Regions from separate parts of the Homo sapiens genome. Here region 2 is linked to region 1. A link is a loop called in an ENCODE intact Hi-C map of the cell type or tissue named here. Cell type or tissue: PC-3. All regions are shown on one strand. Links, peaks and the distances in the headings refer to the core of each region. The heading gives the core; the rest is flanking DNA.

Region 1 (5,382 bases), core at 51-5,050:
AGGGATATTGTGGGTCATCTGGTCCACCTAAGCTTAACTATACTCCTGTCAAATGTATGAATATCTTTAGTAAATATCTTTTGTTATTTTACATTTTTAAAAATAACTTTTTATATCAAACCGTTAAAAATTCAAAAAAAAATCAATTCTCCATCTTCAGAAACTGATTGTTATATAAAGAATTTAGTATAATGCATGATTCACAGTGATAGTTATAATAACTACTACTAGTAGGAGTATTACCAGGAAACCTCTAAGTTGTAGTGCATCATTTTGATAAGAACATGTGTTTTGGATCATTTAAAAAAAGGGGATTAAATTATAACTCTGCCTCTAAATGGCAATACATCTTTGAGCAATTTTCCTAATATCTCCAAACTTCAGGGTTTTTTTTCTCCTGGCATTCAATAAACGGTAGCCAATCATGGTTATAATATAACAACAACAGTGAGGATGAATAAGAATCTGTGTTTATTCTCAAAGCGCTCACAGCTCAGCAGGGACATGGATACAAACTCCAATTCTGCGCAGTAAATGCAACAATGGAAGCACGCCACCAAGAATGAGAGAGTGACTCTCAGGCCTGGTCTATTGGGGGAGGAAAGAGTTTTTTTAAAAAGTAATTAAAAGGAATTCTCCAGGCTAATTAAGCAAAAAAGGCATCCTGGGTGGAAGAACACTGCCATGCATGCTTGCTATGATCCAGCAGAGTATTCCAAGGTGCAGCATGGCAGGTGATGGGCTGAAGATCCTAGGATACCTTTTGTGTCATGATAAGATACACAGATTTCATTCTGCAAGTAATGAGGAGCCCGTGAAGGGTTTTAAAGGGGTAAAGAAACAATCAGGCTTATCTTTTAGGAAAATCAGCTGGGGAGTCATATTAGAAGGGGTGAGCCCTGGGGCAGGAAGACCAGTCAGGCTAGTGGATGGAAGAGGTGATGAGGGTCTAAACTGGGAAGAGTAGTGTGGGCCTGGAGAGGTGAGAATGACTCATGGCAGTTCAGAAAGAGTGTCAACAAGATTGAGTGATGAGGAGTACAGAGGGAAGAGCGCCATCCAAGATGACTCAGGAACACTCATAACTTGCTTGGCAGACTGAGTGGGTAGACAAACAAATATGGTTCATGGTTCAGTGGAGAAAATACAGAAGGGAGCTGCGGGGGAGGTGGGGGTGAGAGGTTTAGTTGTAGACATAATTGAGGTCTCCATACCTGCGAGCCACCAGGAGAAAGGAGAAGATGTCCCATAGGCACATGGGACATCAGAAGAACTGATTCTGGGTCAGGGAATCCCATTATGGAGCCACCAGTTGGTTCAGGGAAAGACTGTGATGTGAAAAGGGGTAAGTGCCAAGTACAGAATGCTGGAGATACCAGCCCATGAGGAGACATGGAGACGAATCGTGGAACAGGCAGAGAAATCTAGGCAAGAATGGGGCTATGGAAGCCGAAAGAATAAAGTATTTCACAAAGAAGGAACTGAGCAACTATGAAAAAGGTGCAGAGAAAACAAACAAGATAAAGAATGGGGACTGTTCACTAAGTCAGGTAGCACAAAACCACTTGTCACTTTTGCCTATGGTGTTTCAGTGGAAAGGGAAAGGTAGGAAAGATGGCAGTGGATGGAGAAGTAGATGGGTGGTGGACAGAGAGACTGTGATACTGTAATAGACAAGTCTATTGAGATGGTCAGTTAAAGAAGAAAAATGAAGAATATGTTTTAAATGTCTCTCAAGATATCTTTAAATACATTTGTGTATTTTCCTAAATTTGAAAAAAAAAAAAGTCCTTAATATCTGCTTCATCTAAGCAGAAAGATCACCTGAGGTCAGGAGTTCAAGACCAACCTAGTCACATGGTGAAACTCCATCTCTACTAAAAATACAAAAATTAGCTAGCATGGTGACATACACCTGCAATCCCAGCTCCTCTGGAGGCTGAGGCAAGAGAATCGCTTGAACCCAGGAGGTGGAGGTTGCAGTAAGCCGAGATCACGCCACTGCACTCCAGCCCAGGCGACAGAGCAAGACTCTGTCTCAAAAAAAGAAAAAAGAAAAATCATCCAAGGGACAATTTATCCTTAACCATACAAAACTTACAGCCTCAAGAGGAAGATGAGCTTTGGCTACTGTTTTCTAGAGAAAATTGGTCCTAAAAATCATTACTTTGTAATGATTGTCACAATTTCTCAACACATCTTGATTAAAAGAAAACGATAGATTCCTAATTCAAGGCGCTTCATAGTGCCATCTATGCGTTGCAGTTACAAAATCTTCACCTTCTAGTTCTGTTAATACTGGCTTTGCAATGTCCTCACACCTGTTCTTTCTCGTCCTTTCCCACGGTCCTTACAATAAAACTGTTTATTTTTTAAAAACTGCATGCCTTTTTAAAAAAAAGTTCATATTGAAATGTCTTAACAATCTTTATCCAAAAGAGGGCGCAAATTTCTCATGAAATATAGTGCGGTATTTTACAAAATGTCTTTGCTGCTAGTGGTATTTAAATTTCACAGCTGCTGTAAGTTAATGCAGAAACACTATTCCTGCAGCATGTGCATGTGAATCCTGTCCTGTTGTGTGTGTGCTAATTAAGAGCCTTTTGCTTCTTTAGAAGAGTTTCAGAGCAGAGCTAAGGCTTGCTGAAGTAAAGAAGTAAGTTGAAGCTAACATTTTTTCTATTCTGGGTAGCCATATCAAATTAAGATAGAATATTTTAAAATTAAACATTAAGTGGGGGAAAAGAAAACCTCTCTGTTTACAATCTTCTAATTTTAGGATGTATTTCCATTCTACCACAGATTAAAGAATGCCTAATGAAGTTAATATAGTTCAGACTTTGTGTGGGGTTGGTTAATAGCTAATCAGTTTTGGGGGGGTTGTTGGTTATTTGTTTTGTTGCCAGAGCTGGAAACATTCATAATTCAATGAATACCCAGTATGCACGGCTCTTCTTGCGTACAGGAGGCAGTATGAATTGCGAACAGAGGGGATCAAGTGAATTCTGGTCTCAGCTATTACTGTAGCTTGAGTCCCACCATAATTTGTGTACGTTTTCTGATGGGGATGATATGCCAAAAAGGTGCTGAAGTAGAATTGGGTGTCATAAATATGAACTATGCAAATGGAAGGAAGTGCAAAGACGAAACCATTTTTTCAATGGTAGTAATATACCACAAGTTTCCCTTACTTAACAGAAATTCATTTAACCAAATTCTTTACTTGAAATATATAAATTAGGGTACCACTTCACTCCACAGAATGGCATTTCCAAATTTGAAGTCCTGTGCTTATTCTTGCTTCTGTAACTGGCTTGAATTCCAAATTCCAGGTTTTCCATCATAACTACCTGCCTGGTAATTTGCTGGGGTGCGGTAGCCATGAACACTCACCCACGAGTAACAAACACTCACCGGGGTAATTTGGATTGGCTTCCAGCCCCTAAAAGTGAAACCAATTATAAGTAGAGAATCCCTGAAACTTTATCTGCCAATTGATAAGCACTGGTGGCTATCAACTAGAACCCAAAACTACATCCTTCAGTGGCAACATACAAACAGCACTAAATGAGGGCAAATGCAGAGCTAAATTCATAGCCCTTTTTATGCACCAGTCTAAAACAACGTTGCCAAGAAGATCTGCAGAAATTTTTGGTAGAGAACCAACATGACAACAAGAGCCAAGCATTATTTCCAGCTTTCATTTGATTACAAATCTGTGACCCATTGACAAACTGTTTATTTCTTTTTTTTTTTTTTTTTTTTTTTTTTTTGAGACATGCAATGGCACAATCTTGGCTCACTGCAACCTCTGCTTCCTGGGTTGAGGCGATTCTCCTGCCTCAGCCTCCAGAGTAGCTGGCACCTTACAGGCGCCCACCACCACGCCTGGCTAGTTTTTTTGTATTTTTTGTAGAGACAGGGTTTCACTATATTGGCCAGGCTGGTCTTGAACCCCTGACCTCATGATCCACCCACCTTGGACTCCCAAAGTGCTGAGATTACAGGCATGAGCCACCACACCCAGCCAACAAACTGTTTCTATGAATTACCAACAAGCATTCATACCTCCTCTCCATATGTGATGATAGAGTGATATCAATTGATTCATCATATTGATTTCCTCTTGTCAGTGGCCAAACCTGCCTTCATCACGCACCCCATGCAGCTGCAAGGTCAATGTGTGTGTTCGCTCTGAAATCCTCACGCTGCATCTTGGCCAGCTTCCTCCTTTCCTGACCATAAGATCTGATCTCTTCTTCTATAGGGTAGAGCCTGGATCACATTTTCTTTTCTGAATTTCTGAGGCCATGACTCCTCCTCTTCCTCTGCCTATTGCTATAGCCAACACCGTTGTCCTGCTGTACCCGCTTATGGCAACAACCCTAATGCCTTAGATTCCATTCCTGTAGACTCCACAGAGAAGGCGATTTTTAAGTACTCAAGTTGTTTGATAATGCTGAACTTTGTAACATTTCTCTCTTTTTTTGAGATGGAGTCTCGCTCTGTCGCTCAGGCTGGAGTGCAGTGGCACAATCTCGGCTCACTGCAACCACCGCCTCCTGGGTTCAAGTGATTCTCTGGCCTCAGCCTCCCGAGTAGCTGGGTTTACAGGCACCCGCCATCATACCTGGCTAATTTTTGTATTTTTGTAGAGATGGGGTTTCACCATGTTGGCCAGGCTGCCCTTGAACTCCCGACCTCAGGTGATCCACCCACCTTGGCCTCCCAAAGTGCTGGGATTACAGGCGTGAGCCACCGTGCCCAGCTGAACTTTGTTACATTTCTAAAACATTTTATTGCTCTCCAAGAATAGAAACCAGATCAAATGTTTGAGGATAGCAATGTAAAAGTAGAGGGTACAAAGGAACCAAAGTCACTGGACTCTTAAAACAACACAGAAGAAAAAGTGAGGATGCTGGCATTACAATTGGATTGTGAATCTGTTTTCACCTTCAGTATTTATATTGAGACATGTGGGAATACAGTATTGTTTCAATATGCCTTCTCTCAAATGATCATTTTTTAGTTGGTACATGACTAAGAGGTTTGCTATATTCATTGGAGTAACATTCACGTTCTGAATTAATTTGCTTAGAAGATGAATCTGACTTTATAATAAAAATTTTAAAGGAGTCAATTAGAAAAGAGCAGCTGGAAGAAAGTTGTTGCATTATTTAAGGGCTTGAATAATATACAAAGGTAAGTTAGTAATAAAAAGTTAATTACAAGATGGCTTTATTTCTTATTGAAACTGTATTTTCTACCTTTCCAGAATATTGTCCTGAGAACACTTACATATTCCTTTTTTTTAGAAAAACTGTGGAATGAAGAAGGCACTCATTATTTTCAGCTCCCATAGTTATAATTCTGTTTCTATAG
Region 2 (5,382 bases), core at 117-5,116, 87 kb after region 1:
AGACAGGTCCCGAAAACTGGGAGCTGCAGGACAGGCAGGAAAGCAGCCAGAACCGAGGAAAAAGACAGAAGGGCATGTTCTGAGAGGCATGGGCTGCTGGGCCGCTGGAGTGCCAGGAAAGCAAAGAACAGAGAAAGATGGCCCAGGGCCCAGAATCCGAAGGACCCTGCGTGCTGGTAGGAAGTCCGGAATAAGGGTCACTGAAGGACTTCAGACAGGACAGGGACATGGTCAGCCTGACTGCAGTGGAGCAGGTAGATTTGGGTCAGGGAGGAAACATGTGAGCACTGAAGCAAGAAGCAGTGGTCCCTGTTTCCAAAGTCTACTTACCTTTTTTAGAATGACCCAGGCTTTTAAAAAAGAATCCTGAATTCATAAGCTCTCATCTCTATTTGCTTCCTAGTTTAAAAAAATTGTTCCCCTAAACCGCTGTCACTTCCAAATGAAAGTGATTATGTTTGATAAATGTAACAGATCATCAGCTGACCAGTTAGCAGTGTGTGTGTGTGTGTGTGTGTGTGTGTGTGTGTGTGTGTGTGTGTGTGTATTTATTTATTTATTTTTTGAGACTGAGTATCACTCTTGTTGCCCAGACTGGAGTGCAATGGCGTGATCTCAGCTCACTGCAACCTCTGCCTCTTGGGTTCAAGCAATTCTCCTGCCTCAGCCCTCCGAGAAGCTGGGATTACAGGCATCTGCTACCACGCCCAGTTAATTGAGCCGAGGTGGGCGGATCACCTGAGGTCAGGAGTTCAAGATCAGCCTGGCCAATATGGTGAAACCCCGTTTCTACTAAAAATACAGTTAGCAGTATATTTAAACTCTAAAATTAAATCTGGTGCTTCAATATGCCCTTCTACACCTTTTGAAATTGAGAGCTACATCTGAAAGATGAAAAATGAATAGCTAGGTTATACTAACCAATTCAAATTGACTTTATGGAGAGAAGAAACAAAACAGTTCTGCCAACTGTTGTGTATGCTATTTGCCAACAGCAAGCATGTAACAAACACCTCTTATGATTTAGGCATGCTGTAGGAGAAAAATAACAGCTAGTCACCTTCAGGGTTACTAAAAAAGACAAACACTTTTTCTGCAGATGACACTCACTGTAAATTACTTCACTAAGAAAAAGGAAGGCATCCACTGCAGCTGTCACCCACTTGCACGTACCTGACTATCAAGAAGCTGCATGACATTATGGAAATCCTGGGGATATGGAGAACGGTCTTCTTTAAACTCGTGTGCATCTTTTAATGTGCCTATGTTGGACTTGATCTGCATATTGGACTTCTGGATTTCTGACAGTTGCTATAAGATAAAATTCAAGCTCAGTACTACAGTTAGACTTTCATAAGATGGAAACAGAGAATAAAATCAGGGAGCACATAGCTGTGTTTTAAATCTGACTGCCCTCTTGGACGCTCCTGGACGCTCTTGGACGCTTCTCCTGCTTCTGCTTCCCTGTGGTTTTACTGGTTTGTTTCTACTGCTTGCTGGTCTTCCTATCAGAATATGTACAGGGTGAAAAAAGGGGAAGGAAAATCTAACTTTCTAATCTTAAACGAGTCTAATTTTTTTTTTTTTTTTGGAGACAGGGTCTCATTCTGTTGCCCAGGCTAGAGTGCAGTGATATGATCATGGCTCACTGCAGCCTCAACCCCCTGGGTTCAAGCAATCCTTCCACCTCAGCCTCCTAGGTAGCTGGGACTACAGGCGTGCACCACCACACCCAGATAATTTTTGTATTTTTTTTGTAGAGACAGGGTTTTGCCATGTTGCCCAGGCTGGTCTCAAACTCCTGGGCTCACACAACAATCTGCCTACCTCAGCCTCCCAAAGTGCTGGGATTACAGGTGTGAGCCACCAGGCCCAGCTGGGGCTTAAAATTTTTTATGGGCACTTAATAGGTACCAGAAACAGAAGAACTGAATGCACCTGGTTCTTAAGCTAGTTTAGTGAGAGGCCAACACTGTCCAGGGACCACATCAGTAAATCCACTGGGGACATAACGTTTTTAATTTTACCCTTTTCTTTTCATATTATTCCCAATGTTACTCATGGCAAAAACCCTCAGAAAACCACAGAAGGTAACACATTAACTTCAAAAACAAAAGTATGGGGGAGCGCACGTCTCCTCTCCTCAGTGTAGGCTGCTCATAGTGACTTCATTTCAGAAAGGACAGCAGGGAAAGGAGGAAAAAAGAGAAAATCTTCAGTGGAGAAACCTGACAAACACTACCACAGCCAGGTAGCCAAGGTCAATAGCAACAGTTATAAGTCATGCAGATTCGTAACACAAAGTCTCAGACAAAACATTCAACTCTACTGCTCCCACACAAAAATGCCACAGACAGAGCGTAAATTACCAAACATGGCTGTGTTTCAATAAAACTTCACTCATGACACTGAAATGTGAACTTTAATGAAATTTTCCTGTGTCACAAAATAGTCTTCTTTTTTTCCAATGTTTTAAAAATTTAAAAACTGGCTGGGCACAGTGGCCCACAAATGTAATCCCAGCACTTTGGGAGGCCCAAGTGGGAGGATCACTTGAGGCCAGGAGTTCGACACCATCCTGGCCAACATGGTGAAACCGTCTCTACTAAAAATACAAAAATTAGCTGGGTGTGGTGGCATGTGCCTGTAACGCCAGCTACTCAGGAGGCTGAAGCACGAGAATCACTTGAACCCAGGAGGCAGAGGTTGCAGTGAGCTGAGATTGTGCCACTACACTCCAGACTGGGCAACAGAGAGAGACTCTGTCTTGAAAAAAATAAAAAGTAAAAATGTAAAAACTATTCTTATGTCAGAGGCCATTCAAAAACAGGTGGTATGCTGGACTTGGTTCATGGGCCATTCGCCAAATCTCACGCTAGAGTTTAAAGAGTTTTAGGAAAGCCCTCAGGTGAATTCCAAAAATCTCTATTTTCGTTTATAAAACTTGTTGGCCCCTAGAGGGAGCTCAAGGACCTTCGCTCAGCTCCCTTCCTTTCTCCGTTTTCCCCAAAGAAGACTCAGGTCAAGTCTAACCAGGGAGCTTAGAATTCTTAGAAGGACACTGATTGATTGGCTGCTTTCTAAAGAAGCAGCTCAGGTATCATCTATGCATGAGGCTGGGGCTGTATGGACCAGGGCTGTTCCCACAAGGGAGAGGGGCTCACTTAGCCATAACTTGCTTGCTTTAGAGACCCCACCTGGGCCTGGGTTGAGGAGGGAGCCTGGCAAAGGTTCTTAGCCTTTCTGGGTCTGCTTCTTTCCCTTCCCACTGGACAATGGAAAGTTCCAAAACTCAGGGAGGAGTTTACAGTTCAAGGCTAACCTAACCAGATAAGAAAAGAGGGACCATCATAGAAGAGGGTCTTCTATATCTCACCACGAGTGTTCTGCACTGAAGTTTAAGGCCAAAGCTCCCATTCTCAGCAAAACATCTCTGACTCACTCTGTCTCCTCTATGCCTCCCTCAAGACTCTCAGGGAGAAGAATGTCTGCACGAGGGTAACATAAAGTAACTGCTGGATCCCCTGGCCTTAATGCCATCCTAACACCACCTCTCAAGGCAATCAATACCATAAGAACTTCTAGGTTTAATACTTACATATTCTAATGCTGAATTCTTCGAAGTTAATTCTTTAAATTCCTTCATAAACATCTCCTTGACTTTTTCCATTTCATCAACTAGTTTCTCCTTTTCTTCTTCTTTCCACCTGTCAAATAACTTCAAAAAGTCTTCCTCTTTTGTTTTCTGCATTTCATATTCCTGAAATTATTTTAATACACATCTTTAAAAGTTCTGGTCTGAAGAAAATAAGCAATATTTAAAATAAAAGTTCATAGCATCACTTCAAAAATGTTAGCTAGTATTGCTTATTTCAGTGAGGCTTGTAACAACATTTCCTATCATGGCAGGTCTGTGCACAATGATTTTTCTAAACTAAAGGCAGCACACAGAATCCTCTTGTCCTTACATCCCTTAAAATACCAACACAGACGCCCAAAGCCTCCAGCTTTTTGTGTTCTATGAACTTGTATAAAAGTCATGCCATAATATATAAAATGTAAATATACTTTAAAGAAAACATATATTGAGCAATAAAAGAACATTTGTTGGCACCATAACAATTTGGATAGTGTAACTTCATCCCACCCCCAGAAAATACAAATTCAGATTTACAGGAGCTAAATTCAAGGTCAGCACTTGATTTCTCAATGACCTTCAGGGTTTTTAAAATCTAAATTGAGAACTTGAACGACACTATATGCCAACTAGCCCTAACACACATATACAGAACTCTGTACCCAACAATAGCAGAATATACATTCTTCTCAAGTGCACATGGAATATTTACCAGGAAGACCTTTTTTTAAGTCCATAAAGTGTTTCTCAGATTTAAAAAGATCAAAATCATGCAAAGATTCTTCTCTGATCACAATAGAATTAAGCCAGAAATCAGTAACAGAAGGGAACTGGAAAAGTAGCAAATACGTGGAAAGTAAACAACGTGCTCTTAAACAACCAATGGGTTAAGGAAAAACTCACTAGGGAAATTGGAAGATACTGTGAGGTTAATGAAAATGAAAACACAACATACCAAGATTCATGAGATGCAGCCAAATCAGTGCTCAGAAATAAATTTACAGCTGTAAGAGCCTACATTTAAAAAGAAGAAAGGTCCAGGTGTGATGGCTATGCCTGTAGTCCCAACAGTTTGGGAGGCCACGGTGGAACGATCACTTGATCTCAGGAGTTTGAGACCATCCTGGGAAACATTGTGAGACCTCATCTCTACCAAAAATTAAAAAAAAAAAAAAATTAGCCAGGTATGGTGGTACGTGCCTGTAATCCCAGCTACTTAGGAGGCTGAGGTGGGAGGACCACTTGGACCTGGGAGGTCAAGGCTGCAGTGAGCTGTGATTGTGCCACTGCACTCCAGCCTGGGCAACAGAGAGAGAGTCTATCTCCAAAAAACAAATATAGAAGAAGAAGAAAAATCTTAAATAAATAACCTAGCTAGAAAAAGATGAACAAACCAAACTCAAAGGCAGCAGAAAGAAAAAAATTATGAAAATTAGAGCAAAGATAAAGCAAAGAACAGGAAAGCAACAGAGAGAATAGATGAAGCCAAAATTTGGTTCTTTACAAAGATCAACAAAACTGACAAACCTTCAGCCACCCCAAATAAGAAATGAAAGTGAGGACATGACTACCAATCTTGGAGAAATTAAAAGGATTGTAAGAGAATATAATGAACAATTGTACAGCAACAAATTGGATAATCTAGGTGAAATAGACAAATTCCTACACAAATGACCAGACTGACCCAATACAAAGGAAATTTCAATAGACTTTCAATAAATAAAGGGATAGAGTTAGTAATCAAC

The links. A loop is a pair of places that touch in the nucleus more often than their neighbours do. Peaks named below come from ENCODE experiments on the same cell type or tissue, not always from the same donor. Only the 100,000 strongest peaks of a DNase experiment are listed, where the experiment ranks them.
Region 2: it touches region 1 in a loop (2.0-fold over the local background); 7 of 110 quality-filtered maps call a loop at or near these places.

What each region holds. Positions count from the first base shown.
Region 1 is chr13:95,534,409-95,539,790 of GRCh38, forward strand. It overlaps a transcript of CLDN10 not described here. Among named protein-coding and RNA genes, the nearest start is that of CLDN10-AS1, 3.2 kb to the left of the region's middle. RefSeq lists an enhancer at 887-1,181. In PC-3, for the core only: a CTCF peak has its summit at 2,435 (motif pointing right); a DNase peak (open chromatin) is centred at 1,053; H3K4me3 peaks cover 296 bases; H3K27ac peaks cover 731 bases.
Region 2 is chr13:95,621,170-95,626,551 of GRCh38, forward strand. It overlaps DZIP1 (DAZ interacting zinc finger protein 1), which reads right to left. Exons shown (of 23, transcript NM_198968.4): 8 at 3,599-3,760; 9 at 1,174-1,311. Among named protein-coding and RNA genes, the nearest start is that of DZIP1, 21 kb to the right of the region's middle. In PC-3, for the core only: a CTCF peak has its summit at 2,971 (motif pointing right); no DNase peak of the experiment used is centred there.